Regions from separate parts of the Homo sapiens genome. Here region 1 is linked to region 2. A link is a loop called in an ENCODE intact Hi-C map of the cell type or tissue named here. Cell type or tissue: thyroid gland. All regions are shown on one strand. Links, peaks and the distances in the headings refer to the core of each region. The heading gives the core; the rest is flanking DNA.

The links. Hi-C counts contacts between places; a loop is a spot of excess contacts. Peaks named below come from ENCODE experiments on the same cell type or tissue, not always from the same donor. Only the 100,000 strongest peaks of a DNase experiment are listed, where the experiment ranks them.
Region 1: a loop joins it to region 2, with 2.5 times the contacts of the local background. A loop is called at or near these places in 6 of 110 quality-filtered maps.

The regions. Positions count from the first base shown.
Region 1 is chr20:22,397,237-22,412,485 of GRCh38, reverse strand. It overlaps LOC284788 (a long non-coding RNA gene), which reads left to right. Exons shown (of 3, transcript NR_027090.1): 2 at 11,024-11,160; 3 at 11,375-12,153. Among named protein-coding and RNA genes, the nearest start is that of LINC01427, 120 kb to the right of the region's middle. RefSeq lists enhancers at 1-944, 8,585-8,694, 7,324-10,611 and a silencer at 6,281-6,575. In thyroid gland, for the core only: no CTCF peak of the experiment used is centred there; no DNase peak of the experiment used is centred there.
Region 2 is chr20:22,457,643-22,472,891 of GRCh38, reverse strand. LOC105372562 (a long non-coding RNA gene) reads left to right here and starts at 5,647. Exons shown (of 4, transcript XR_937337.3): 1 at 5,647-5,736; 2 at 10,115-10,242. LOC105372563 (a long non-coding RNA gene) reads left to right here and starts at 1,354. Exons shown (of 3, transcript XR_001754711.1): 1 at 1,354-1,512; 2 at 4,100-4,288; 3 at 4,828-4,865. In thyroid gland, for the core only: no CTCF peak of the experiment used is centred there; no DNase peak of the experiment used is centred there.

The DNA of each region.
Region 1 (15,249 bases), core at 4,098-12,097, 60 kb after region 2:
AAAAGTTGAGAAAAAGAAGCCAGTCACAGAAGAGTCAATATGATGTGATTCCAATTATTTAGAGTCCAAAAATGAATCATGCTGCTGGCTAGATGGTTGGGATCTTGGGGAGGGTAAAGTCGTTGGCTGGAAGGGAAATAGCCGGTGGTTTCCAAGGGGCTGGTGGTGTTCGTCTCGATTTGGGTGCTGGTTACAGGATGTGCTTGGCTTGTGAAAAATCACTGGGTGGTACATTTATGATATGTTCACTTTTCTTTCTGCCTGTTAAACTTGGATAGAAGTTTTTACAAAATGGCACATCTTGCTTTGGAGATCTTAGTTTAAGGAGGCGGATTGACTGACAGGTGATCTTTAAATGTCCAGCCCTTGAATCTAAGTACAAACGGGGGTAAACAAGGCCATGTTTCTTGGATTCCAGGAAATTAGGAACTATGATTCAGCAAATTAGAGCATTGCATCATGTAGTGAAACCCAACATCTCCTGGCCGTAGTCCTCCCACCTCTCAGCCAGACTTGGACGCTAGCTTAGCAGCCACAGGCCTGGAAACGGTCACCACAACCAACTCATTGTCTCATTAATTTCAAGGATGTAGAAGAATAAAAAGTGATAAGGGCAAGGGTGGGAGGCTCTCTGTTAGCAGCTTCAGAATAAAACCAGTGGAGCTCAGTTCCTGCCAAGAACTCGGGAGAAATCCATCATTCCTCTTGCTGGCCTGTGGTGAGCACCACTGTGGTGATAAGCAGAGAAGCCTGTAATGATTAACCGAACATGTACATACAATGGTCACCCCCACACACAGACTTCTTATCATCCAGGAGCCCAGCACTTTAATACTGAGTCATACCAATGTTCGGAGAAGGAAGTTTGCCGCCACTAACACACTTCAAAATTTGGATTCAGAGTTAATTCCTGTAGTTCAGTATAACCCTTCCCAACTGCTTCCTACCTAGAGGAAAAAGAAGTAATTGAATTAAAAAAAAAGTCCCAAATTATTCCCTGGGTGGATTCCTAAGAAGCATTTCATAATGAGAAGTTTCCATAAATGCATTTAATAGATTCTTTGCAGACTATTAACCCCTTGAAAAGGAAGAAGGAACAAAGAATGAAGGTAGTGTTAGAATAAGGCAAGTACCCAGAAAAATAATGTGATCTACATTCAGAAAAATCTCCTTACATTATCCACATTACTTCAATAGTACATATAAGATTCCTATAAAATTGTGGCTTATAAGCAATACTTTCAACTTCCCGTCAGAGCTGGTTTAAGCAGCAACATAGTTTTTAAAAATATTTTTTGGAAACTCTGATACAGAATGCATTACATTTTTTATATAGAATTCAGTATTATTCAGAGCTATTTTCCTGATATGAACAAACTTGAGATCTCTCCCCCTTCCTCCCTACTTTACATTTCCGTCGTTCATTCCTTCAGCAAATGTCGCTGAGCACCTTCTGTGTGCCAGGCCCTGTTTAGATTATTGGGGACATAGAGGGCAGTAAGTTAGGCCTCATCCAAGCCCACTGGACCTGACATTCTTGTTGCTGTGGCCTGGTGCAGTCTCATTCCCTCTGGTGCTGACTTTTGTAAATTCCTCCCAACTTTCCCCACCTCTAGTCTGTCAGCTTCCATCCCTTCCACAACTCTGGTTATTAGAGTACTATCCTTAAAGATCAAATCTGACCATTTCACACCATCCTTCTTGCTTCCTTTCTGTCTTCCATTCCATATAACAAAACAATACAAACATGCAAATTATTCCCCACCAAACAAAAGCAAAAGGAAACGAAACCTTTAATGGGATAAAAGGAAAGTTCATAGGATAAGAAAGGAATTCAGAGTCCTTTGAAATCACATTCCAGATCTTTTTCCCAAGGTCCTGCATGTCTTTCTTGGTGTCTTCTGTAGGCCCTTTGATGCCTCTCTATGTCAAAACGGTTTCCCTATTTTGCCTTTATTTAAGTGTGTCTTTTGCCAGGAATGTCCTCTCCCTCCATTTCTGTCTATACAAAGTTCCCCATGTTTTACAAGCCAAATTCAAATGCTTCCTCCTTCATGAGACCTGTAGATACTGGTATCCTGTTGGTACCTCTTGCCAAATCCATGTTCATGTTGATAGTTTGAATTCATCTGTGATGAGAGTATCCAAGCCGTGAAAACTGGCAAATGCTGAAAATCAGAGCTTGATTTATTGTTTCGTTGTTTGTCTAGACTTAAGAAAGTGGTGGAGAAAATGTTAATATAGCAGGTTAAACTTAAAAATGTGCTGCGTTTATAGCCATTATATTATGAAAACACATAAAGCATACTTCAGGAAATATTTTTTGAGTATTTGAAAACTGTTCTCCAATTCAACAAAGAAGCCATTCATTCCACTGATGAACAACTAAAGTCCCAATATATGTCCTCATTGTTTCACTTTCATTTTACTACTTAACATCAACAAAAACATCAACTAACATTCATGTTGGAGTTGCATTTGCTCATCATTGAGGTGAGGGGCTTCTTTGCAGAATCTGAGAGTGATCAAGAATTGATTTGTAGGCTGAGCATGATGGGTCACACCTGTAATCCCGGCACTTTGGGAGGCCAAGGCAGGCGCATCACTTGAGGTCAGGAATTCGAGACCAGCCTGGCCAACATAGTAAAACCCCGTCTCTACTAAAAATACAAAAATCAGCCGGGTGTGGTGGTGCCCACCCGTAGTCTCAGCTACTGGGGAGGCTGAGGTGAGAGGATCACTTGAGGTTGCAGTGAGGTGGAGGCGGAGGTTGCAGTGAGCTGAGATTGCACCACTGCAATCCAGCCTGGGCAACAGAGCGAGACTCCATCTCAAAAAAAAAAAAAAAAAAAAAAGAATTGATTTGTAGTTGGCTATGAGGGCAAAAGTTCAGCAAAATCAACAAAAGAATTCTGTTAAAATCAATTAGCTATATGGAATTTATAATTAATAATATTTTAAAAAAATATTTAATTGACAAAAATGTATATTCAAAGTATACTATGAGATGACGTGATATACATATACATTGCATAATGATTACCACAGTCAAATTAACTAGCACGTCCACTACTACTCGTTACTATTTGTGTGTGTGTGTGTGTATGTGTGTTAATCCTTAAAATCTGCTCTCGTAAAATTCCAAGTTATCAATACATTCTCCAATTATGCATTAGATCTATAGAACTTCTTCATCTTATGACTGAAACCTTGTGCCCTTTGACCAAAGTCTCCCTATGTCTCTCACTTCCCAGCCTTTAATCACCACTACTCTGTTTCTATGAGTCAGACTTTTTTAGATGCCATGTATTAGTGAGATTATGCTGTATTTGCCTTTCTGTGTCTGGCTTATTTCACTAGGCATAATGTCCTCCAGGTTCATCCATTTTGTCACAAATGGCAAGAATTCTGTCTTTTTAAGGGCTAAATAGTATTCCATTGTATTCTACATTTTCTTTATTCATTGATCTCTTGTCAGTGGACACTTAGATTGTTTCCATGTCTTGCTTATTGTGAATGATGCTGGAATAAACATGAGGGTGCAGATAATTCTTCAAGATTCTGATTTTGTTTCCCTTGGATATATTACCCAAAAAGGAATTGCTGGATCATATGATAATTCTAGTTTTAAATTTTTGAGGAATCTCCATACAGTTTTTCATACTGCAGCACCAGTCTGCATTCCAACCAACCACAAAGGCTCTCTTTTCTTCACACTCTCGCCAACACTTGTTATTTCTTGTCTTTTTGATAATAGCCATCCTGAGGTGTGAAGTGATAACTCATTATGGTTTTGATTGTCACTTCCCTGATGATTAATGATGTTGCTCACCTTTTCATGCACTTGGCCATTTATATGTCTTCTTTGGAAAAATACCTACTCATTTTTAATTGAGTTATTTGGTTATTTTGCTATTGAGTTGTGTAAGTTCCTTATATATTTTGGATATTAATACCTTATCAGATTTATGGTTTGCAAATATTTCCTCCCATTTCATAGGCTGCCTTTTGTTTTGTTGATTGTTTCTTTTGCTGTGTAGAAGCTTTTTAGTTTGATGTCGTCCTGCTCGCTTATTTTTGCTTTTGTAGCTTGTGCTTTTGGTGTCATATTAAAAAAAAAAAACATTGCTAAGACCAATGTCAAGGAACTTTTCTCCCATATTTTCTTCTAGATATCTGTAACAAACACGCACACACACACTTTTTGCCAGAGAGCCATTTGTTAGACATTTACCAGAATATAGTAGTCCCTCCTTATTCATGATTTTACTTTCTGCCATTTCCATTACCTGTGGTCAACCACAGTCTGAAAATATTAAATGGAAAATTCTAGAAATAAACACTTCATAAATGCTAACTTGTGCGCCATTCTGAGTAGCATGATGAAATTCCTCACTGCCCCACTTTGTCTTGCACAGGACATAAATCATCCCTTTGTCCAGCATCTCCACACTGTAGACACCACCATCCATCAGTCACTTACTAGTCGGCTTAGTTATTTAGTGTACATAGGGTGTGGTACTATCTACAGTAGCAGGCAACCAGTGGGGTCTTGGAATGTATTCCTCAAGCATAAGAGGGCACTACCGTACCACTATCAGGCTGAGGCAAGTATCCTCTGGGATTGCTTAGCACAGGAGGAAGAGGGAGGACTGCCCAGCTTACCTGCTCACCTGCCCCTCATGTGGCTCCTTGGAGGCCCCCTGCACTACCATGTACATGTGATGCCCCAGCAGCTCCTCCCTGCTGCAGTCTCCTCCTGTGGTTATTGTGGCTGAGCCTTCCCTCAGACCTTGTTCCTCCATCCCTGTAATCCTAGATGTGTTTTCATTCCAAGCAAGTCCTCACATATTTGTCCTGCGTTGGTTAAGCTCTCTAAGCCTTAGTTTCTCCATCTGTAAAGTGGGAACAATATTAGTATCTACCTCAGAGCATTGTTGTAAGTAAAAAGAGGGTAATGAATGAGAAAATCGTGGCCCACCGCCCTGGCACACAGTAGGAATAATGCCAATAAACATCACAATAGCAAATGTGGCAAATATCTGCTGAGTGCTTGTGAGACTTCCTTTGGAATCTCTATTTATTTACTTTTCATGGCAATCCAGTGAGATGGATTCCATGTCACTCCCATTTTACAGATGAAGAAACTGAGGCACACAAAAATTAAGATATGTGTCCAGAGCCCCACAATAGGGGATGTTCGGTAAGCTACTATTGAAGAGTTAGACAACATCAAAACATGGTTTTCAGATATACTCCCCTTCTCTCTTCTCTTTCTTTTTCTCCACCCATTTTTCTTTATTCTTACATTCTCTCTTATTCCACTGCATTTCTGATTGCTCATTTCCACTTTAGCCACTTGAAAGGAAAAGGGAGAAAACGTCAAAGAAGGTTCTTTGTTTTTCTGTGAGTGCTTCACTTTCTTTGATGCTTCCTTTGGGGTTTTATTGACTTTTTAAAAAATTGTTTTGATGTAACTTCAAACTTGTAGAAGAGTTGCAATATCTGTGCAAAGAAGGAGAAAATATACCTCATTCAGATGACACATTTATTTCCATTTTCTCTCATGTGCTTTATCTTTCTTTAGAACTCTTTGTCTTCTCTCCACCTATTGTTCGCCAAACATCAAATTGATGCTGTCAGCTGTCCTGGCTTTACAGACTGCTGTACCAACAACTTGTTTCTCCAATTCCTCTCCTCTATATTCTCATATATGATCAAAGTTTTAGTTTCCTTTTCTAATTACAATTTTCTTCCTGTCTGTTCACAGCAGAGTCCTTTCAGCCACAAGTCTTAATAGTTTGTGTGAGTGTTAATCTGCTTCTCATAGAGTCACCATGAAACACACCTTAGACAGGTATGTGCTATGCTGTCCAAAACCCTTGGGTCTGAAAGTGTTCAGAATCCAGCAACTTAAAGATTTTTAAAGATAAGATGAACAATATTCCATGTGTTTAATAAAATACCCAGTGGGGTCTAGGGGAGCAATCTCATAATTAAACACAAATATTTCTGCAGCAAATGCATGCAGAATAAAAGATTTTACATATTCTCAGTACAGTTCATGTCATGTTAAAATTTCAGTATTCAGAGCTTCTTGCTTTTTGGAATTGCACACAAAGGGTGCTGTAATTTTTTATATGGTAGGGGATAGGTTCAGATAAATACTTTAGTGACTGATCAACTATATAGCATCTAAATTGCATAAAAATTTAGTAAGTAGATCAATTTTATTTTAATTGACATATTAAAATGATTATAATTTCAATAGAACATAAAAAACAGGATATTGACAGCTAAATATCCCTACATACACCAGAGTAGGATTAAAGTCTTAAAGATAAAAAGCAAAGACTAATGCTTTGTTTTACAACAAGAAGGTCTTCTTTGAAGTCATAGGGAAACAAGGTCTCAGCTGTAGCAAATTGCGTGGCCTTCCAAGAGAGCAGGACACATTGTAACCATGGGGACTCCAGACCGTTAATAACATTCTATATTAAAGAACAGATAGTCTGTAGTCCCAGCACTTTGGAAGGCCAAGGCTGGCAGATCACCTGAGCTCAGGAGTTCGAGACCAGCCTGGCCAACATGATGAAACCCTGTCTCTACTAAAATACAAAAATTAGCCAGGTGTGGTGATGGGCACCTGTAATCCCAGGTACTCAGGAGGCTGAGGCAGGAGAATCGCTTGAACCCAGGAGGCAGAGTTTGCAGTGAGCCAAGATCGTGTTACTGCCCTCCAGCCTGGGTAACAGAGGGAGACTGTCTCAAACAAAACAAAACAAAACAAAACGAAACAAAGAATAGGCAGGCCTATGTACCAGATCACAGTCCATACAACACATTAGTTCACATAAGTGCAACTAATACATTCTATTCTATAATAGCACAGCTTGTTATCACATAAAATTACCAGCTTCCTCATAGTATTGTATGCTTCTTATGTTGACTAAATAGATAGAATGAATATTCCCCCATGTGGCAACCTCTATTGAGTCTTCTTTTCTCTGAAACTTTTAAAAAATACATACTTTCTACCAAATTCCACCTAGCATGAGATTGGACACTACCTCAAACTTTTCTCAAATGACTTCATGAGTAATATTCATTTGGTACCTGTAGTAGGATTTATGTATTCTAAGCTAAGAGTTGATACTAAACAAATATTTGAGATTGGTTGCAATAAATCTAAAGAAAAAAACAGCAAATTTCAGTTGGGATGCAACTTGAAATTATCCCAAATATATAAAAGTTTTTGTGATGAATTTATTGTTACATATAATATATTCTCAATATTCACTTACTGAGGTTGATTAACTTTATGCCGTTTTAAGCATTGGGAAACAAACTTAAACAAATTGCCACAGTCAAAAGTCAAATCAGAGTACCAGTGATGTTATGTTTTAAAGCCTTCAGTGTAAGTAATGAATTGCCCAATACATCATGGATGATTTTAAGATATTCCTTGTTTGAGTAAGAGACCAGAAATCACGTTTGCCAAAAGAACACTCTTTTCCCAAGAATGCAGCAAGGCTCCCCATCCCCAGGAACAAACATCACTTTTTTCTTGATGTTGCCCTTAAAATATGAGGCTGAAGTTCAGAGTTAAGCACATCCTGGAATTAGGAACTCTCACCAGCACCAGGTGCAGGGAAGTAGGCAACTTTGCCACTGGCTTATTTTTTTAAGGAGACTGTGCCTGTACTCTCTGAGCAAAGTGGCAATATCTGCAGCTGCCTGCCTGCCACCAGACAGCCAGTCCGATGTGAATTATTTAACAGAAGGTATTGCAACCTCCACTCACAACAGAGGAGGCTTCAAGATTTGTGGGTGACACCCTGACAGGCTGCAGGATCAAAGCCAGGATTTTAGAGAAGAGGTGCAGTTGAGCAGTGCCCGCTGGCCAAGGAGCCGTCATGACCTAGGGGCAGAGGAAGAATGCCAATCCATGCTGCGAGGGTGGCACATTCCAAGGACTAAACCAGAAGAAGTAAGGCCAAGTGCTGGCAAGAGGGAGCCACAAACCAGAATGATTACGTTTTTAAAGCACTGCTTCCTGGTTCAGACATAAAATTATATTTAAATGTCCTGCCTCTTTGCAATCAAAAGAAGCTAACTGAAAGAAACACGCACTTCAAGGCTGTAAATCTGAAACTTCCTAATCCCCGAAAGTCCACACTAGACTTCTTGCCTCCATGGAAACAACAAAGCATTCAGCCAACTGATTGGCCTCCAATGAATTTTAGATAAGACAGCTTGGAAGGGAATGGATGTGATTTTAATGCAGAAGAAAGCGCTGGAAGGGAGGTCCACTTGGTTCATATTTGAATAAAGCAAACAAGGCAGACGAAAGGCTGACAGCTGTAAATGACATTGTCAGTACAAAAATTATCAGCCAGTTTACAATCTGTTTGCTTATGTTGAACAAACAGACTGTGTGTGGCATCCTTCGGCCTGGTGAATGGCAGAAATACTTGCGGGCTTCAGAAAAGCTATCTGCTCTCCTGCAGCCCGGCCACAATTAGATCGCCATTTGACAGCCACACTGAAAAGGAAACTGTGTTCTCTGCCTTCCCCCACACTCCCTTGCCTCTTTGCTTTCTCTTTTCCTTTCTTTCTTTTTCTTGGTCTTCTTCTTCATAAGACAAGCACTGAAGTTGGGTAGAGACACTCGTCCTGTTGTATCAATGGCGTGAATTACGTTAGTTCTGTTTCTGGATCAAGTCGTTTACTGATGTGTCTGACATTCCAAGTGGGAGATCTTCAGTAACCTAGCAAGGCTCAGCGCCAACAGTCTTCATTTTTTATTCCTTACAGGAAGCAGAATCCAGGAGCTCCTGAAAGAATGCCACTTTTTTCTTCTTTGTGCAGCCTGTCTCGCAGACCGTTTGCTTTGAACTTGCTAGCATTGCATTTGGTGCCGAAACAAAACACAAGCAGGGCTGTGGAGCTCTATTTCCCCTGAGCAAGACCCCGATAGCACAACTTTCAGGAGGGAATAAAACCTAGTGGGCGCTACCGCTCCCGGGGAGCTATGCTGAGTGTTTAACCCAGCCCCCAACCTGAAAGGAATGAGTTGTGTGGTCCCATTGCTTAATCCCCTCTGTGTTCTGCAAACTCAGAACACAGAAATAGCTCCTTTTGTTCAAAAAGAATGGAAAGCAAACACAGGTACTAATTTTATCCCTCACGTTCTCAGAGGCTGCCTCTTGTTTAACTGCATCAGAGAGATTTAAGCTGCTGGGAGTGGCTTTTTTCACCGGGCCCGAGGCTGTTTGGGCACTGGGAGCTTTTTACCTAACAGATTCCAGCTCACCTTGGAGTAAGCGAGTGACACACCTCCTTGCCCTGGGCGACAAGTCACCTCTGTAGAGCGCACACACTGGAAAACAGAATAACCTCATAGGAAGACAACAGTCTACAAAATCTAGAGTTCTGATTTTCATCTTCTACCTTGTGTATTGTCATTATTTATTGTGTCTTATTCTTGCTAGAGTTAGCAAATGTATTCATTTGAGGAGAGGATCAAGTCTTTCTGTTACGCCTTCCTTTCTTTTCTCCTTCTTTAATATAAAGAATCTATTTAGAGGTACTTGGTTTATTTGACCGGAAAAAAAATGATGATAGGTGAGTATGGTGTGTTCGTCACAGATAAAGGGTACATCACAGGCACACACAAAGCCGGAAGCCCGTGGTAATTACTGGTAAGCAGCGAAGCATCAAAACACCTCTTGTATGAAAGTTCATCCAATTACCACTAACCTAGAGAGGAGAGTTATGTTGCACTGTGCTTTTCATTTTAATCTAAATGGCTGTTTCTTTTTCTCTGATATGGCCATCGGTCATAAAGAGTTGACCATCATCAAAACTGTTTGATTTGGAAGTCTGTAGTGTTTGGCTAAGAGGGCAAATGCAAATTTGATGAAAGAATAAGGATAAATTTACATATCAGCCTCAGCTCACATGGAGAGAGTAAACATTCTGTTTATCTCAAGTGTCACTTTATGATTTCAGGAGAATATAAAACTGACCTTGGCCCAGTCATTGCAAAAGGCCTAAATGAAATATACGGTTGTCTAAATACAATTTACTCAAGTAGAACTTGTCAGCAAACCCTGCGGAACTCAGCAAACAGGACTGGAGAGCGCAGCGAAAGAATTTTGTTCTGATAAACTCCAAAATGAAATTCTGGAGCAAGGAGTAGGTGAATAAGAAAGGTTAAGAAAAAAAATCCTACCTCATGAATTTTATGGTAATTAGCGTGAATTAAAACATCCTATTTAGCTGTAGTTTTAGGCTTTAGTTATCTAAAAATTAGAAAATAAAAACAAACAGAAAATTTTAAACGCCAATGTTAAAACTGTAATGTATAGTATTCTTTTACCAAACCTTTGTTTTATCATTTGGGGACAAGAGTAAGATCATCATTTGTTTGGTTTCTAGAAACTAATTGATTCCAAGAACTTTAACACTCCATAGGTAGTTTACACTGCAAGAGGATAATTCCTTTTGGCTGTTTAAATCAACCACGTTTGCATTTTCCACAACATTTTTAATTAGTTTTTTCTCAGGCTAAGTCAGCATTCATCACTGGGTGAACGAACATCAGACTTTGTTCATAATGGAGGCTTTTGAGTGTGCAGAAAAATATTCCAAGACAATTGCAGGCATCTGAACTCATATTTCACCCCCACTTTCTTGTACCCAAAAGTTCAATGTGGAAAATGAAAGCATAAAATGAGATTCTTTTATGGAGAAAAGTTGATGGCATAAATAGAGTAAGGGGGTGAGGGAGTATATACATATTTTTAATTTGAGCTATTCTAGAAACTTTGCCCACAGTAGAGCAAATAATAATAATAATAATATTCTGAATGAAATAAAAGGTGAAGAAAATTTGGCAGAAATGAATAGTTTTAATTACAAAAATAAAGAATATTCTTGTAGGACCTGTTTATGCATTTACCTTTATAGCCCACAAAATATTTTTTAAGTAAATAATTATCTATTTATATTCACATAGAATAATACAAAGCTTTAACGAAGACCGCAGAAGAACTTCATATCTGAGTACCATTTGCAATCGATTTACAAATAATGCCAGCATCCTTAGCGACTTCTTCAGGCAAGGTTATACTGGGGGTTTTTGAGGCTAAGCAGGTAAGAGTGCTAACATAAATGAGAAGAAAGTACCTCATTGTTACCAAAACTGTAGCCAGGCTTTCCACGTGGGGTTTGAAAAGAGATTGACATGTTGCCCTCACTGGAAGGAGAGTAAAATCAAGTTTGTGTGGGGTGGGAGGAGAGGTTGTATGTATCTGAGGAAGTCAGGCTGTTGAAATGCTTTTCCTCAGTGTCCTGTGTTCACATACAGGTGAACTGGGAGTACCGCACACAGCATGGCTTCCAGCCTGAAGTGACTGTAAAATGCCAGTGAATAGAGAGGCTCAAGGCTGAGTAAAGGATCCTGCACACTCAACAGGCTCATCCTTCTCTGCACCCGAGTTGTTCATAGAGTCCCAGTTACAGAGCTTTCAGAAGGCGGAATTCGTCCACAGCACACTATTGATGCCTATCGAATCTAAGGAAATTAACTAAGAAGGGAAGAAATAATCTTCATAGAAAAGGGATTTGAGAACCCAGAAGAGGGTATGGGCCTGGCAGTGTGCATGCTGCAAACTATGCACCATCACTGGCCTAAAACGCACCTCTGTGTGCATCATTTACTCACGTTTAAAAATCACCCTCTACTTGTTCTCCTGTGACCCTCATTGGACTATATCCAGACAGCACTGAAAGTGATAGCCAGAAAAAGTAGAAACAACCCATGTGTTCATCCACTGACGAATGGATCAAAACATGTGGCGTGTCCATCCATACAAGGGGATATTACCCAGCAGTCAAAAGGAGCAAAGAACTGATGTATACCACACCATGGCTGATTCTCAACAGTATGTTCAGTGAAAGAAACCAGTCACAAAAGCACATGTACTGTATGTCTATTTATATGAACTGCTTGGAGGAGGCACCTAGTGGTTGCCAGGGGCTTGGGGTGGGGGTGGAGGGCAGGAATGGGGAATGCCTGCCCCCTCCATGGGGTTTCTTTGTGGGGTGATTAAAATGTTCTAAAATTGGTATGGTGATGGTTGCATGAGTCTGTGAATACACTAAAACCACTGAGTGGTACACTTTAAACAGGTAAATGTTATGGTATATGAATCAAATCTCAATGAAGCTGTTAGAGAAAAAAAACAAAAGGAAGCAAAACCTGACATCTAGAGTGTTATGGAGCCAAAATGAGCTTTCAAAAAGAATTGCATAGGCCCCTGAGGAACCATGGAAAGCAACATGAACGTGAACTCCAAGCAGGCCATGGGCCATCTCCAACCGATTCCACCCAGGTGAAGGGAGCAGGTGTCAGGATCAAATCCTGACTTAAAATTGGTAAATATTTGTTGGTTATCTATGCTGTACTAGGCATCGTGGCCCACAAGGGAGAACAAAATTTCTTGTGGAGCTCACAGTCTAGGAGAGAGGCGAATATATGCAATTAGCCAGACCACAAGTGGCACAACCATGCATGTCATTAACAGTGGGCTTGGAAGTGCAAGGGGCATCCACTTACCTCTGGGAATCCCTGCTGCAGAGCAGGGAAATCAGACAACAAGTTTTCTAAGTTTAGATTTTATTCTGTAGGTCATGAAGAGTCTCCAAAGTTTCTTTAGAAGAAAAGTGATAAGATATTTAACAGAACCCAATGTTAGGTTCTGTGCTGGATCCCAGCACAAACGCACGAACGCAAGCTTGAGGATCCATGATTCAGCAAACCTTCAGGTCCAGGGAAAGCACCTGGAAGCTTCTCCCTTTGCAGCATTGTTGTAGGTTGAAGGGATTGTGTGGTTCTCCAAACACCTAGCAAGATTCTGGATTGCATGAATACTATTAAGCCTCAGATGCAAGTTGGAGTAAGTTTACCATTCTGAGACCTGAAGATCACATCTGAAGGCCTCATTCAAGCCTAGATACCTCATTTCCAAGGACCACATATAGAGGAATATGGGCAGGACTTGGGAAGAGCCAATAATTACAGAATATAGAGAAAGGTGGAAGAAAATATGAAAAACCCACTTAGCCAGGGCAGGTATCCAGCCTTACCAAGCCCCTGCTATGGACTGGGTGCTGTGTATCACTACCAGCATTACTTCATTTAATCCTCAGAACCCTAAAAGGGAGAAGATGGGTAATGATATTATCCCCATTTTGCAGATTAAAAAACAAAGCAATAGAGCAATTGAGGAATTCGTCTAAGATCATTTAGTAAATAGTGAAAGTATTCCAACACAGATCTGTTGATCATCAAAGGTTGTACCTTTAATCACTGTGTTATTCTGCTTTCTTGTTCCGAATATTCTTAAAATATTTAAAAACTTGTCAATAAAGAAAAGCTTCAAGAAGGCAGCAAGTTCAGTTTCTGAACTCTGTAAAGAAGAGATACACTTTCAGAAAGAGTTCCCAGTTGTTGAAGATGTTGGTGCAGGAGCCAAAAGACCATTTGTCGGAAATGTGGATGATCTAAAGTATTATAATTAAATGGCATATATGTGTTCTGTCAACCTGGTTATTCTGATGTGGGATCCTACTAACAGAACCAGAACCCCCGCATATGGCCATGAAGGTTGGATATTGCATGACTCCAGGGGAGGGATGCTTCATATTCAGAGGCATTGTGGATTTTCATATAGATCATGACAGTTTTCCTGAAGATTTTAGTCAAGAGTGCGAAGGGAGAGCTGCACTCTATTTCTTATATGCTCCAAGTTTCCATTTGGACCCTTAAAGGCGCTAACCATATCTGACATAGAAATATAATTTTAAAGGAAAGGGATGGATAGGCATAAGGCCAGAGATAGGAATATGAGTTAGAGGGTAATGGTGATGACTTCAGCAATAGGTAAGGAATGAGGGTGTGGATAAGAATAGAGAATTGATGAGGATCAGGAAGCTATTTCATATTTGTATTAGTCCAGGAGAGAGATGAGCTGGAAACACAAATTTAGGAGTCGTGAATATGAGAAGATAGTTGAAGGTTAAGGGAACTGGTAAGTCTACATGAGAAAGACCAAGGAACAAGAAAAGACAAGCATTGAAAGCTTGATCACTGTGCAAATCTAAGTCACTGGTCAGGAAACAGAACGTTTTCTGCAGGTAGAAGGTGATTGACAGAGAGAGTGTTTCAGACAGTGGGATGATGGAGAAGTTGATGGACCTCACAACTTGGATTGCTGTCAACCTTTACCAGACCACTTTCAGTAGATTGTTGATGGAGAATGGTACAGAAGTCCAACTGACAAATTGTGGAACAATAGCTGCTCAGAAAGTAGAAATAGTGAGTGCAGAAGGGTGGTGTTGGAGGAGAAACCCAGGGAGCTGTAATTTGAGGTGAAAGGAAGTCACGGGAAGTTTTTTTCATGGGAGCATTGGGAAGACCTGTTGACACAATAAATAATAAATCCTTTGTCAACAAAAGCCATATCTTACACATCACTGTAATATCTAAGGTAAATTTGGTGCTGAATGATCATGTCCCATAATTCCTATACTGGCACATAATAGAACAAGACATTTATTTGTGGGAGGAAATCTAAATGTTTTGCTGTTGAATCGCTTGGGAAGATGGCTCTTCTCTTGCAGTATTGAGAACCTGCACTTGATGTTTTAACAAGGTGTGAGAACACTAAAAAGGAGGGAACAAAGCTTGTAAGCAACTCATAAGGCATGATTCCAGGATCCAGCCTCAGTTTCAGTGAGTCCCACTTCTACATTTCTCTCAAATGCACCATGTGACAGAGAAACTTGGGAGAGTCTTGATTTGGAGGGTGCAGAGTGACTGGGAGACTCAGAGGCCAAGAAACTCTGAAGCCACTACTTGCACTTTAAATTCTTCCTTCTGCTGTTTCTGAACCAGCCGGGAAGCTGTGGCTGAAACTCTGATCATGTATCAAAGCTCTTAAACTGGCCTGGGGCAATTGGTTAAAAAAAGAAAAGGAAAAAAAAAAAGCAGCTGGAACCATTTTGCCATCCCATTGTATCATTATTATTAAACTCTTAGGAGAAAGGATTTTGCAAAATAAAAAGCATGACATATTATAACTTATGGGGAAAAGCATGACAATATAGCATGACATGTTGAAAGAGCATGGCATGTTTTAAAACGTATGATGTGGTAAAGCATGACACCTTCTAACTTCC
Region 2 (15,249 bases), core at 4,194-12,193:
GAAATGGAATGTCTGGGTGATCTGACCTAAATGCATGGCCTAAAACCAATTAATTCTGAATTGCGAATTTGTGAGCGCATCAAGTTGTGCATGGAATTTCCGATGAACCAGACAACGCATACCTGCCTTGTTTGCAAAATGTGGAGATTTTTGCACATAAATTTGCCTAATGGTCCATTATTAAAGTGCAGCTTCAGTCATATTGTACCTCAGCTCGCGGGAAGACGTGTAGTGGTTCCCCGTGCCCTTCCTGTGGAATTCAAGTCCTTGGTCTGTCTTGCCTGGCCCTTAGCAGTGTGGCCCCGGCCTCTCCTCAGTGTGGGTGAACTCCCCCTACGGGTCAGGGTCCTTTAATGCTGTCATCAGAGGGGACCTTACATCCTGCTGCAATGGCTCTGAAGCTAGGCTTACACTACAATCCCTATGCACAGGGGGTGAGGTGCCGAGCCACTGTCATCATGGAGTTTGGGAGAAAACGCGCAGCTCACCACCCCCAACCTGGCCTTGACGCTCCCACTGCCGTGCAGTTACTCATTCTCTTTTCTGTGCCTGTTAGATTAACGCTCATTTCATTGTAATCGGTTTAATTCACCTAATGTTCATTGAGACTACTGTGCATGTGACACCGATTTGTTTGTGGGAAACAAAAATTAACCAGACATAGCAGCTGCTTAAATGACCAAATTAGAAGAAGTTGGCAGGAAATATAAATAACTATAATAAACGTTTAATTTGGTGACTTACAATAGAGCTATAATTAAAACACTACGAAAACACATAGAAGGGAGCTTGGTATGTGTTTCTGCATGTGTGTGGTGGTGTGTGTGGTGGTGTATATGGTATGTGTGTGGTGGTGTATGTGTGTGTGGTGGTGTGTATGGTATGTATGTGGTAGTGTGGTGTGCATGTGTTGTGCAGGTTGTGTGTGTAGTATTAGTGATGTGTGTGTAGTGTGATGCATGTGTGCACGGGTGTGCTGTGGTGGAGATGTGTGTGTGTGGTGTGTATCTGGTGTGTGTGTTTGTCTGTGGGGTGGGGCGGGCTGGGTGCTAGCAGGCTTCCTGGGAGAGAAGAGTGGAGTCTGAGAAGTGGGTGTGGCATCTCTGAGGAGGCGGGGTGGAGAAAGGGTGAGGGTGGCTGCGCACACATACAAACACACTACCACACCCATGGTTGTGGGCTGAACTGTGCCCCACTCCACTTCTAAATGTTGAAGGCATAACCCTGGTACCTCAGAATGTGACCTTATGTGGAAAGAGGACCTTATGTCGTTGCAGATGTGTTTACTTAAGATGATGTCATAATGGAATAGGGTAGGCCCACTCCAAGGTGACAACATGCAGGGAGGACGCCATGTGCAACCGTGGGCAGAGGCCGGGCTGATGGGTCTACAAGCCCAGGAAAGTCCGAGATTGCCAGCAAAACACCAGAAGCTGGGGGGAGGCATGGAGTGGGTTCTTAGAAGGAACCCACCCTGCAACACCTACATCTCAGACTTCAGCCTCTGAAACTGTGAGACATAAAATTTTCGTGCTTTAACCCACCCAGTTTGTAGAATTTGTTACACAGCCATGGCAAACAAATGCACCCAATGTCTAAAAGTCCTTTGATTAACGACTCACAGTTATCCTTTGAAAATTCCCAGAATAAAATGCAAATGTCAAGACTCACAGGAGTCAAGATTCAAACCTTTTGTGTATTTTAAGCATCCACATTTCACTCTTTTTGTTAAAATAAGAAGAACCATTCCAGGTCCAACTGTCTTCTGCAGACCTTCTGTGTGGAATCTTTTCCTGGAGTTGGAATAGCAGACTTGGGGATGGTGCTGTGGGTTTGTTTGGTTTATTGTTGAAATCCCAAGAAAGAACTTTCATTTGCAGCTGGTAAGTTGGTCTGAAGTCCCTTTATCGTCACCTGACCCAAGGCACATTCACCCAGACCCCAGACTTAAGCTGGCTAAAAGTCAGCTGGACTCTTACCTACTTTGTTGTTCCAGGAAAATGTGTTTTGTTTTGTTTTTGGGTTGAGTTTCACTGACCCTTCTCTGCCTCCTCCCTGCTCTATTTCCTTTTGGAGGGAAAATTATTTCAGAGATTTGCTGGATTTACTCATGAAGACTCCACCAATAAATTCCTAACTCAAAAGATTAAAGACATTTATGTACAGCATACAAAAAGAAAAAATCTTGCTTACATCAGAGTCCTGCTGTTTGTATAGCTTAATCAAACAGAGAATAATGTTTGACAGACAAGGACTAACACAGACATTTTTTGTTTTCTAAAACAAGCCTCAATTACTCAAAAAATGTTGCCTGCTTGGTTGGCTTTAAATGTTTTGATCTCCTTCTGATTTATGGCAGTCCCATGTATAGAAATAGATCTCCCCTTAACCACCTGTAAGCAGGTGTATCCCTTTAAGCACAGTTGCTAGGACCTGGGATTCATTCATCAACTGCAACTACTTGGAACCAGAAGCATTCAGCATCTTTTATCACTGTGACCCAGTCAGCAGGTCTATTTCATTATAAATATTCAATTCTATATAACCACGACAAAAGAAAAAAGGAAATTTAGGGAAAGACGACCAGGATCTGAATTCAGAGAAAAAAAGGAACAAATATTTATGAAATACCTATTTTTGGACCAAAACTGAGGGAGGCATGTTTCTTTCTTTTTGTTTTGTTTGGTTTCTGATGCTTGAAAAAATTAAGTGTGACTTTGAGCAAATTACTAAATCTTTTTCTAAAAAACATCATCTGTAAAAGTTAAACACATTAAATAAAAATAGTTACATAATGCCAACTTGTATTTATAAAGTGACTGATTTTCTTCTGTCATATTTTTCATGATTTACATTTTACAATATTCTTTCAAGTTCTTCAACTCCATTGCTTAGAAGATACTTTGAATTTTGTTGAACAAATAAATAAATGCATGACTAATTTGTTTTAAAAGGTGTGATGGTGAAGCATCATGGTAACTCTAGGAGATATAACTGAACACATACCCAGGCTTGGTGTCTTCTCATGAAAGATAAAGATGGCTTTTTATCATTTTTCTATTTTCCTTACAATCAGGAAACTATCTGTATTGTTTTTCATAAAATTTAAATGCTTTCTAAACATGCAAACCTAAAATGTAATAAAATATTATGTAGGTAAGTATTATGCAGGCTTTGGTTGCGATTTAAAGCAGCACAGCACTATAAATAAAGATGTGTATTATCTGACGCAAAAGCAATTTCAGGATATTCTGTAGAAATCACAAGGGAAGGCGAGTGCCATCTTCTATTCAACATAGTCATTTTTAGCAATTTTCCAAATGAGTGTTGTAAGATTCACCAAAATCAGCAAGATTGCCTAAGGGAAGTAGCTTCTTAGCATTACCGAGTTGAGAAACTGAATGCCTCTTAGCGAAGTTGACCAACTCCAACAGCCACCGCTGACAATGCTGTGTTTTCAGGTTGTGATTATTAACGGCCTGGAATTTCCAAGTTTAAGCATGTCTTCTGCAGTTGGAGGCCTCTCAGGGCCTCTGCCCTTTGTCTGAATTAGACATAGAAAACTGTATCTAGGAAACTTTCTCTTACTCTAGGAAGCAACAGCAACAGGTCTTGGAGATGATAGATGTGTTGCAAGCTCTGGTCTTCCAATTTGAGAATCAGTAGGAGTGGTGGTTGTAATACATCCCACCCTAGTCTTCCTCAATGAGCAAACAGATGGAGTGCTCCTCCTCGCAGGGCCTGACGGTGCGATGGGTGGGGCATCTCGCCAGCACATCCTCCAGCTCCAACTGACCCACCCTGGGGGAAATTGAAAGATAGCATCCAAGCTGCAGATCCTGCCATGGATCAGTTCTGCACTATTCCTGCAGAGCAGGGCTAGGGGCTGTTTGACTTGCTTTCTGTCTGCTCCTTTGGGCAGCTCTCATTTGCTTGTGAGTATTAGAGAAACCTTGTATGAGACAGATGTCCTCAGGGTGTCACATGTGCCCGCCCCTTTCTGATGCGAACACCTAATCTCAGAAGCCCCTTGCTTAAAAAGAGAAGGGGCTGCTTAGATGAATGTTTATTAAGACTAAGCTTTCACCCCACTCTGCAGACTTGGCTGAGCCGGTGGACAAGATTTCAGGAAGGAACTAAGCTCTGAGCTTTACTGATAGGCTGGTATGGAAAACCTTTCTGGACTCCTTAAATATATCCTTCAAGATTTTGACATTTCTCTGATTGGAACTGACAAATAGATCTTGGTAGGCCAAAGGTTCCACCCTTCACTCTAAAGCTAAGTTGGGTGAGTACTTGAATTTCGGAGTCCTCAAATTCTTTGGTCTTGAGGCTTTTTACGTTCTTAAAAATTACTGAAGTCCCCAGAGAGCTTTTACGTATGTGGGCAAAATCTATTTATATTTACCATATTAGAAATCAAAATTGAGGAAATATAAAAATATGCATTTATTAATCTTGAAATAATAATCAACCAGTTAAATGCTAACATGAATAACATGTTTTTAAATAAAAATAACTATTTTTCAAAACAAAAACAATTCTGGAGAAGAGTGATGTTTTTTACATTTTTGCAGATCTCTTTAATTTCACGCTTAAAAAGACAACCAGATTTTCGTATCTGCTTCCGAGTTCATCTGTTTGTATTATATTATTGTGGTTGAAGTATAGGAAGAAAACTATACTGATTGTTGTTGAAAAAGGAAATTTTTAAATAGTGTTTTCAAATCAGCTGTGGATATTCTTTTTTGATGCCATACCAAACCCCAGTAAGTGATAGTTTCTTTTTTTTTTTTTCCTTTTTTTTTTTTTTTTTTCCTGAGACAGAATCTCACTCTGTTGCCCAGGCTGGAGTACAATGGCACGATCTCAGATCCACCTCCCGGGTTCAAGCGATTCTCCTGCCTCAGCCTTCCAAGTAGCTGGGATTACAGGTATGCAACCCCACGCTCAGCTAATTTTTGTATTTTTTAGTAGAGATGGGGTTTCATCGTGTTGATCAAGCTGGTCTTGAACTCTTGGCCTCAAGTGATCCGCCTGCCTTGGCCTCCCAAAGTTCTGGGATTACTTACAGGCATGAGCCACTGCAACCAGCCAAGTGATAGTTTCTTGGAGGTGAATTGCAATGGGACTTCCAGAAAACATGTCATATTTCTATGCTTGTAAAATGTTCTTATTAAATAAAGGGTTTATTCCATTGTGATTATTTAAAAGAGAATCATCTTTTCTGTATCAGAGTGCCGAACATGGGCCTCAGCGGGCACAGCACAGCCCTTCCAGAACTCCCACCCGACATTTCCAGAAGCCTCCCAGATCTAGATCTCTCTCCCCTACACATTCCCCTAAATGTTTTTAAGGGGTAGGTGCCATGAAACCCGAAGATCCCCTCTACCAACAGTTTTGCTGGCTCTCTCCCTGTCAGAAGCAAAGGCCATTCCAAACGTGAATTCTGCTAGGTGTGCTATTGACTAGAATGAGATGGGGAGTCAGACAGGAAAGAGCCCAAGCTTCAATGGCCTTGTCGCCTCATTTACTGAATAATTTATACAATGTCAGGGCAAAGTCTTCTAGAACCCAACCTGGTAACTGCACCTTTGGCCTGATACCTCCCAATTCTGAAAGAACATATCGATGCTCAGCAGGGACAGAGGGAAGAATCAACTCCCCATCATGGAAAATAAAATGTTCAGCTGGGCAATAATGAAGCAAATGAGTAATGCCCAGAAGACACTACAGGTAAATACAATTATACAGTGAACACAGTGGCTTTAATAAGAGGTTTCTTTGTGCGAGACAGCTGTCCTCTGAGCACCTGCCCAGGACTCTTTTTTACAACAGTCTCCAGCTTTTGCCCCGACCCTGCTTCACACAATGGGGAAACGTACCATATTCCCATTCCCTTTATTTACAGTTCCTCTCCTTCCTGTCTGTGGACTATTGTTTCGTAACCTTTGTGGCTGTGTGTAGATGTGTGTGTCCACCGGGGCTTTGCACTCAACTACCAGCCCCACTATTGAGGTTTGTGTGAAGCAGCACAAAGAAGCTAAAGGAAAAAATATTCATAAGCAGCCCAGCTATCCCAAACCCAGCACTGGTGCCCCATTTCATGCATCTATGTGCCAGAGAACACAAGTGAAGCATGTCACCATCAGGGCCCTCTTGGCTTGATTTCACCTCTGCATCTGCATGAGAAGCTCAGGGAGTCACTGCTCATCGAGGGGTTTGGCCAATGGCTTTTCCAGTTTGCTGTCCACCTAGAATCTCAGCCCCTTCCACCTTTAGCCAAGCCCTCAAAGCGCTTTTTCCAATGGTCCTGAGCCATATGGCTTTCAAGGAATCTTTCTTTTTCCAAAGATCCCAGAAACCATGCTTCACCTTTCACTGTGGAGTATTTTTTTCTTGTTCCAGTTTGTTTCTGGGAAACACACTCTCTGTTCAGGTAGCTTCAGTTCCGGTGTGCTTGCCTGCACTGCTCAGCCCATGGACCTCCTGCTGGAGCCACCTTCTGAAAATGACTAATGAACCTCTCAGTGGCTTATCAGCTATTTGCTACCCTGAACTATTGCAGATATGCAAGAGACATTTACCTTAAAATGCAAAGAAGACAAGCCCATTTACTTTGGGTTCAGGCCAAGAAATTAATCTGAGTTTGGAGGTAAAATTCCTTCAAGTTCAAACCAATGAAGATCTATTTTAGGTACTTTTGATCTTTGAATTATAGAGACTTAGTGCCTTTTTTGCCTGGATACGTTAAACATGGAGGTCACTTTACCAGTTCAAGTTCCTGGGGGAAAGGAAATAATTTCATCATGGACAGGGCCAAATGCTGAAGCAGAGGCTTGACTTTCAAAGGTTGGAGTTCACAGTCCATTGTGTGCTTGGGTCCATGTGTCCACTGTGGTTTGAGAAATGACTTTTATTGGTAGTTAATATCCCTTCTCCAACAGATATTTCCAGGAAAAATATCTAACATTGAGCAATGGAAGCTGGCCTCAATCTGAAAGGTTGTTTTTGCTGTGCTTTTCTGAGAAGAGCCACATTGTCAATAGAACTGTCCCCAGAGAGCACTAATCAATCAGTGTGACCTCCAAAGGGGACCCAGTCCTAATCAGAGGTGAGGCCAGGGCAGATTGGATCTGGAGAGATGCTTCTGTAGAAAGCTGTGTGGGGACCGCATGGTGGCTTCACATCTCACTCCCTGCATTTGATTGTTACCGAGGGACACGTCATTTGTTAATGAACAACACTGGTCACCTTCTGTGTGGTAAGAGAGCCTGCAGAAAAGACTCCTGATCCAAACATTGGTGTTGGTGAAAGGAGATCAAAGAAAGTGTGCAGGAAGAGGTGACTTCTAAGCTGAGTCCTGAAGATTGATTGTCAGTTAGCACCTTAGGCAGCGCTTTGGGTTTAGTGTCCCTGAAAGGAAACTCTGAAACAAGGACCAGAAGTTTATGTGGGAGGTAGTCCCAGGATGCACCAGGGAGGGTGGGGAAGTGACACAGGAAAGGAAGAGGAGGCAGCCATGAAGGGTTTGTCATCATCGGGTTACCACTGTGGAAAACTGGGCTCAGTGCTAATGGGGACCTCTCGGAGAGTCCCCAGTAGGCATGGCATGCCTCCAAGACATCTGCCAGAGGAGAAGGAGGTGGGGTGTTTATCCATCAGCTCCTATCAGTGGCTAATGGAGATTATTCTCAGCCCTGCCTCAAGAGTAGCCCTGAGCTCTGAAGATGAGAGTCTTAAAGGTGCTTGGAATTGGACAGTGTCACATAAGCACACACAGGAATAGCCACTTGCTCTCCCAGGACACGCACAGCATCTCCTGCAGGGAGTTAGGGGACAAGTACCACAGCCATTCCTGGTAGAAGAGGCAGCCTGGAGACCATGGGCTTAGAGAGCTTGGACACTGAGTCAGGAGGGCAAAAGCGGAGAGTGGAACGAAACCTGCCTTGCAGAGCTGGGCGCTGTTCTGTTGTCTCCTGGGAGGTGGTTTCTCCATTCCAAGTTTGCTTAGGCCCCTGGGGAATAATCTGTGACTGAGTTCAGGTGAGAACTCAGGTTCTTCAGCATCTCCCCTTCAGTACATTTGAATCTGTCTCCATATATGTGTGTGTGTGTCTGTGCATGTGTGTGTGTGCGTGTGTGCATGTGTGTGTGAATATGTATATCTGTCAAATCCATGGAAAAACTGATAGGATTTCTAGGAGCCACAGGGACTTGGCTTAAGAAAAGCAGCTTCTTTGGGTCTGGAATGCAGCAGTACCCTGGGTTCAGATTGGGTCAGCCCAATTTGGCATCCCTGACCACCAGATGCTGCTGCTTGCCAGATTCACATAGGCAGAACTCCACGTGCAGGTCAGCATGTGGTCCTCCTGCCTGCTTTCAGCTCTGCCAAACCAGGTCCACAGCAGGGCCTTTGCACTTGCCCTTCTTTTCTCTGCAGCATCCTGCCCAGGGGCCTTTGATAATGGCATCTGCTTTTAGGTCTCAGTTCCAGAGCCTGCTCCTTGGGGTGGCCTCCTCTGAGCTGCTGACTTAGGAGAACTTCTTACTCCCAGCCTCCCTCCCCTTCCTGGGTTTTATTTTCTCTATATCATGCATTACTCTCTAAAATCATATATTCATGTGTCTCCTTCATTTAGCAGGGCCCTTGCCTTGTTCATTGCATTGCCAGCACCTGAGATACATTGCTGAACGAATGAATGAATGGACACAGGAGTAAGTGAATAAGTAGATGAATGAATAATAAATAAATGAATGAAGTGTTCAGCACAGTATTTGCCACAGAGAGAACTCAGTAAAATGGAGCATTTTATTACTTTGGATTAAAAGGAGAAAGAAGAGCCCATTGTAACCTCTACCACAAAAACCTCTCACCCAATTTTGGATTTCTCTTTCTGTTGATAACTGTATTTCTTCATTTAATTTTCTTCCTGAGCTTGCTGTATAAAGATCTTCCTCTCTGTTGCTATATTCTCCTCCCTCCCCTCACCTTTGTTCCTGAGCACTCAGGGATCCCTCCCTACAGTAAGCTGTCAAGACGAGAAACACTCTGGCTGCGATGATTGATGCTCAGTGAATGACTCTCAATGATTATTTTGTGCCTGTGTTTATTTAGCAGGTTTAAGTTTCATTTAATCCTGAGGAAAGGTCCTGGATGTGGACTGGAGATCCATAAACCTGAAAAGGGCCTGCAGGCTTGGTTTGCTTTTGATAAGCACTGAGACGTTGGATTCTTATTGAAATGAGTGGGCCCACCCACCGGGCCCTGCTCCTTTCTCTTCCAGGATCTGGTAAAACTCATTTCCCTCAGTTCATCTCTCACTGGCATGAGTGAGCTCCTCCCAGCAAACAGCCTCTGGCCGCTTGCAGGCCGCCAAACCTAGCAGGTGCACTGTGAACTTCATGCTTCCCACGGAGAACATCTCACAGGGGCCATGTGGTCCTTGTCCTAAGGAGGCAAAGGAGGAAGTTGGTGCCTGATACCCACAGTTAGATAACAAAATGCTTCCAACTCCAGGTGACAGTATAGACAGCACAGTGGGGAGTAGTGGAGACCGTGTCCTGTGGACAGAGCACCCCAAGCTCATTGAGGTGGACCCAGGCCTGGGACTTGGGAGTTGAATTGGTGTGGGCTGGGTGGACAGATTTCACAGGAGGTGCCCGATATATGTGCCAAGTATCTTGATTTCTAAATGCTGATGACTCATTCAATTTTTAAACACCCTATGCCGGCTGAAAAGCAGGTCAGCATGCCTCCAGCTTGTGCATGCGGGAAGCCTGTCCTGGAACCTCTGCAAGCACTCTTGCTTTATTTTTATTTTTTATTTTTTAGGGGTTTTTTTTGCATAAAATCTAGATCCTGCACAGAGCATGCCCTCACTTTTAAGATAACTTACTGTTTCATTTTCTTTTCTGTTAAGAAAAATATTGTTCTTGCAAAAATCTTTTCTTGTAGAAAATACAGATGGATGAAAATAGAATCAATAAAATCCCCCATAAATCTGCCATTGAGAAGAAACCTGCTGTAAGCATGTCAGAGAATGGTGCTTCACTCTCATTTCAAAGCATAGCTTTACATCCTTTCTTGTGAATTCTCGTTTGACTCCTGTAGAGAATGTCTACTGGGGACTACAAACAGCCATCAGTATGGTGGATTTGCAGAAGAAACTGCCCTAAGCTGTGTGTTAAAGGTGGATGGGAAACCGGAGGAGGGCATGGAAGGACAGGCCAGCTTCAGAGGTAAAGAGAAAGTGGCGTGGGAAGGAGACCTGTATGGGGAGAGCAGAAGGGTGGGGTGGATTGCATGGACATCAGCAGAGACTACTTCATCCCCTGCCCTGCTGCTCACATGCATAATGTGGTCGTACACTCCACTGGGCTTCCATTGGCCCTGGCAGTGCAGGAGTGGGGGTTTCCAAATCCAGAGTCCCTTGTATAATAAGACCCAGGTGTCCAGCTCCACTCCACAGGACCAGGAAGCATCCATGGTGTCTTTAAACACTATCAAATATCAAATATCAAATTGTTTTTTAAAACAACTCCCCTCCACTCCTGAATTTGTATGTTGTCTAACTCAGCTTGGTGGTGGTGTAGAATGGGGCATATTTTATCTACGAATTTTTGGTATCTGAGGTGGGTCTGAAAGCATGAAGAGTTTTTAAGTCAAGTACTGTGATTGCCTCTGTCCTCTGCCCACATCAGAGGAAAAATCATCATGTATTCCACAACTGCCTTCTATTAGACTCACTGGATAAGATGGAAATTCTGCCAGTTCTGGTCTGACAAACTTGAAGGTGTATGCAAGTTTAGAGCTGGAAGCTATTGGATTTCTTGTTGTAATAGGATAAGTCAGATTTCCAGGTTGATATGCAAGAGGAGAAGAAATGAACTAATAAGATAGCAGAAAGCTGGCTGCATGAGGTACCCAGCCATGGGAATCATGATACCAGATGAAGAGCAGCTCACATAACCTTTTAAAGTGCTTGGTGTTGGGCACAGTGTGACTCCTCTGTATGAAGCCCAAATAGTTACTGAAGTCTAATTCATTACCAAGTGCTTTGTGTCAGTGGGTTACAAAATATGGGCACAGACAAAGGAGACGTGCCACAATATTGGGATGAAATTTGGAAACAAATAGAAGTTGGAGCCTGGAGACATAGTTTCCTTTGAGAATATAATCCCTTTAGTAATCAATGAAAATGTCAGGAGGATTTTGAATTTCCCTGGAGTATGAGATGAAGATTTACATTCGTCCCTCGGTATCCACGGGGCATTGGTTCTAGGACCCACCTTGGACACAAAAATTCATAGATGCTCAAGCCCCTGATAGAAAATGACATAGTATTTGCATATAACCTATGTCCATCCTCCTGTATACTTTAAATTATTTCTAGCTTGTTTATAATATCTAATACAATGTAAATGGTATTTAAATAGTTGTATTGTTTAGGCAATAATGATAAGAAAGAAGTCCGTACATATTCAGTAGAGCTGCAATTAACTTTTATGGGGGATGGTGAATACTTTTGATCGGAGATTAGTTGAATCCGTGGTTGCAGAACCCCTAAATGTGGACGACCAATTGTAATGTGATTTGACCTGTGCTCAAGAGGCTATAAGACAATTGACATTAGATTTTGTTGTGATTTCTTCAGTTCAGCTGGTAGGCAACAGAGCATATGGTGTACATTCCTGAATAAGATATTCAATTAAAAGTGAGACACATTCCTTGATAGTGAAGCCAATATCCCTATTGCATCCAGACTGGTGTTATTTGTGCAGGTAAAGCAGAAGTAGGGAGAAACTCAAATGCACACAAAGCCAAGTGAAAGTCAGCCTTGATTACATCAAGCTGGCAATTTCAGATTACCTTGTACTTTGCAGAGCAGCAGTACTATTTGCCTCTTTCCAAAGTTCAAATTTCAGAATACCTGAGTATGTGCGTGAGTGAGTAATGGAAATTTGTATCTGGAGGAGGTCTTCTGCAAGGTGGTTATCTCCAGTGGTTTTTGTTAAGTACTCTATATAAGTTTCAAGAGGAGCATGTACCGTAACATAGGTACATGTATTTATTTTATACATACAAGTATATTATTATATCATGAATATTATGAAACACACAAACGTTATTTTTTACATAGTGAGATAAAAATACTTATAAATTTAGGATTTAATATTTTCTTCCCATGCCCCAGTGGGTCTGTTTGTCACTCCCTGGGGTGCAAGCCTGGCTTGGAATACTTCAAGGAGCAACAGGATCTGTCTTTGGAACAGGCATGTAACTTTTCAGAGGAAATGTTTTGGCTGGGTCAGAAGGATGCAGGGAGGGTAGAGGGAAAAGTGAGGACCAGTGAGTTGGGGATTTCTCTTTGTTACCATCCACAAATTGTGATGAAATCTTCCAGCAAGGCCTCTTGAGGTATGCATACCTATTTGCTGAATATAAAGGTGAGCATTTCCTCTTTAGAAGCAAGTCCTCCAGTTCAGGTGTTTGCCACTCAGCGAAGCTAGTAGTACAGATGGCTGAGTCTCTCTCTGGTGGGTAGGGAGCCAGTACACTATCTTGCACTCCTCTATCATCTCTGCCATGAAAAGAGGACAGGGAATGCTTCCCAGTCACCTAGCTCCAGGGACATTAAGTTGCATGGAAAAGAAGGGTCCTCAAACAGCCAGGCTATACTGGTTTTAATTTTGCTTTTAAGAGGTGAAGAGCAATATAGTATGTGTTATTTGTTGAAAAGTTAGTGTAAAATATGGCACAACACTTTTGCCAAAGCTTGCTTTTTGTTGTTGTTAAATTCTTAGGACCCATAAAATCACAACTAATACTTGAAATAATGACATCAGAATATCAAAAATGAGCTACACTCACCATACTTCCTATGCTTAATCAAATATCATTACTACCTGTGTCATGTGACATGGTTGATTTGCTGAGAAGCCCACATTATCCAAGCCCTGGGATTTACCTTACCATGGCTCCTTCCCTCCACCTGCATGTCTGTCCTGCCCACCCCAACAGAACCCCAGAAGTGGCCTAAGGCTGGCAGTGCAGGTCAGGGCAACCCTGTTTGCCTCAGGCTGTGGGCTCAGCAAGTGGCTGCTCTGTGTATTTTATGTGGGGTTTTGTGCCATCCTGAGAAACACTGAGACTGCCAAAGTATTGGTCTGCAGGTTAAGCAAATTAAAAAAAAAAAAAAAAAGCAAGAGATAACATTGACATCTGCTAATTCTGTTTTTTTCTTTATTATTTATTTATTTATTTGTTTTTTAAGACAGAGTCTCATGCTGTTGCCCAGGCTGGAGTGCAGTTGTGAGATCACTGCAGCCTTGAGATCGTGGGCTCAAGGGATCCTCTTGCCTCAGCCTCCTGAATAGCTGGGATCACAGGTGTGCGCCACCACACCTGGCTAATTTTTTTACTTTTATCTTTTGTAGAGACAGGGTCTCGCTCCACTGTGCAGGCTGGTCTCAAACTCCTGTCAGCAAGTAATCCTCCCGTCTCAGCCTACCAAAGTGCCAGGATTACAGGCGAGAACCACTGTGCCTGGCCTTTTGTTTTCTTTAAAACAGCTAAGTGGGGTGGACTCATGAGGACTAGGAGCAGCATGCCTTCCCCTCTACTCCACCCAAAGATTGTGATAAAATGACAACCCCTTTGGAGTTTAGTCATCATTAAAAGCAGTAACTTATTAGACGCTTAATAGCACTGCCAAGACTAATGGAGATGCAGGAAATGTGGGGAAAAACCTCATTGGTCATCTTACAAGAAGCTCATAGATAGAAAACAACACTTACCTGTGCCTGACCTCTAGAAACACCCAGGAGACTTTGGATAGGTGCTTTATACTGTCATGTGGCCCACAGTTACTGTGGATGTCTCAAGATGGGACGTGAGGCATGAAGGGTCACCCAGGTACACAGTGCTCTGCACATGCTCCTGCTTCATTCAGAGCCACACCGAGAGGAAGGGAAGCTCAGCTCGAATCCACAGATGAGAAACTCGCATTCAGAGCAGTTCTGTGACTTACCTGCGGGATTGCTTGGGCGTGGTGATGTGGCATGGCTGGAGTAGGATGCAACATCTCTGCAGGAGAGCCACAATGGCAAGTCACAGACTGCAGACAGGGGATGCCAAGAGGGTTTTGTTTTTCCTTGTGTATGTGCTTGTTTTTATTTTTGTTTTTTGAGACAGGATCTGGCTCTGTCCCCAAGGCTGGAGTACAGTGGCACAATCTTGGCTCACTGCAACCCCCACCTCCCGGGCTCAAGCCGTCCTCCCACCGAAGCCTCTCAAGTAGCTGGAACTAAAGGTGCTTGCTCCTATGCCTGCTAATTTTTGTATTTGTTGTAGAGATGAGATCTTGCCATGTGGCCCAGGCTGGTCTCGAACAACTCCTGGGCTCAAGTGATCTGCCATCCTTTGCCTCCAAAGTGCTGGGATTACGGACATGAACCACTGGGCCTGGCCATTTTTTCTGTGTGTTTTGATAGACCCACAACTTGAATTAAGCTTCATAGAGTGAGTTGGTATAAAGATGAGGATGTGGAGGCAGACACCACCTGACAAAGGCTATGTAAGGGAGTGGGGGGACCAGGAAAAGCAAAACAAAAGGCAGAACTGACTGAGCCAGAATGGGTGCTCAAGTGGAAACACAATTCCCTGGCTGATTCCTGGAATAATAGAGATCCATATCCATGTCTATATTTTATCTCTCTATATTTCCAAAAAGCATTTATGGAGACTAAACATAAAGTATAAGAAATAAAAGGTTTAAATAAGAGTTTGAGAATCATGCAGAGAAAGGACATCATGGATCATACTTATCAAAAGCCCAGGCTAAAATTCCCCATAGTTTTCAGACTTCTGGCAGCCAGTGCACAAAGGAAACTCTGCATTCTACAACTATACAATTTTCATGTCATAAGAAAGAATCATGACAATTTTTAAGAGTTTACCAGATTCATCTGATCTGATTATTAACAAATATTTTATTGTGTACATTTTACACGTCCTACAGTGAAAATGTAATAGTGGATCAAGTCCTAAGCAGGATTGATCAACAGAGTGTGTTGATCTCGGTGAGTCTCTGCTGGTAACATTCTGAATATTGGTGGAAGGGATGAGGATGAGGAGGGGAGTGTTTGTCAGTATGACAAATTCCTCTTCAAGGGAGGGTTCCCTGTTCAGCTGCAAGGATTCAGATGAGCCCACAGCCTCCAGACACATCTCAGCTTGTGAGCTCT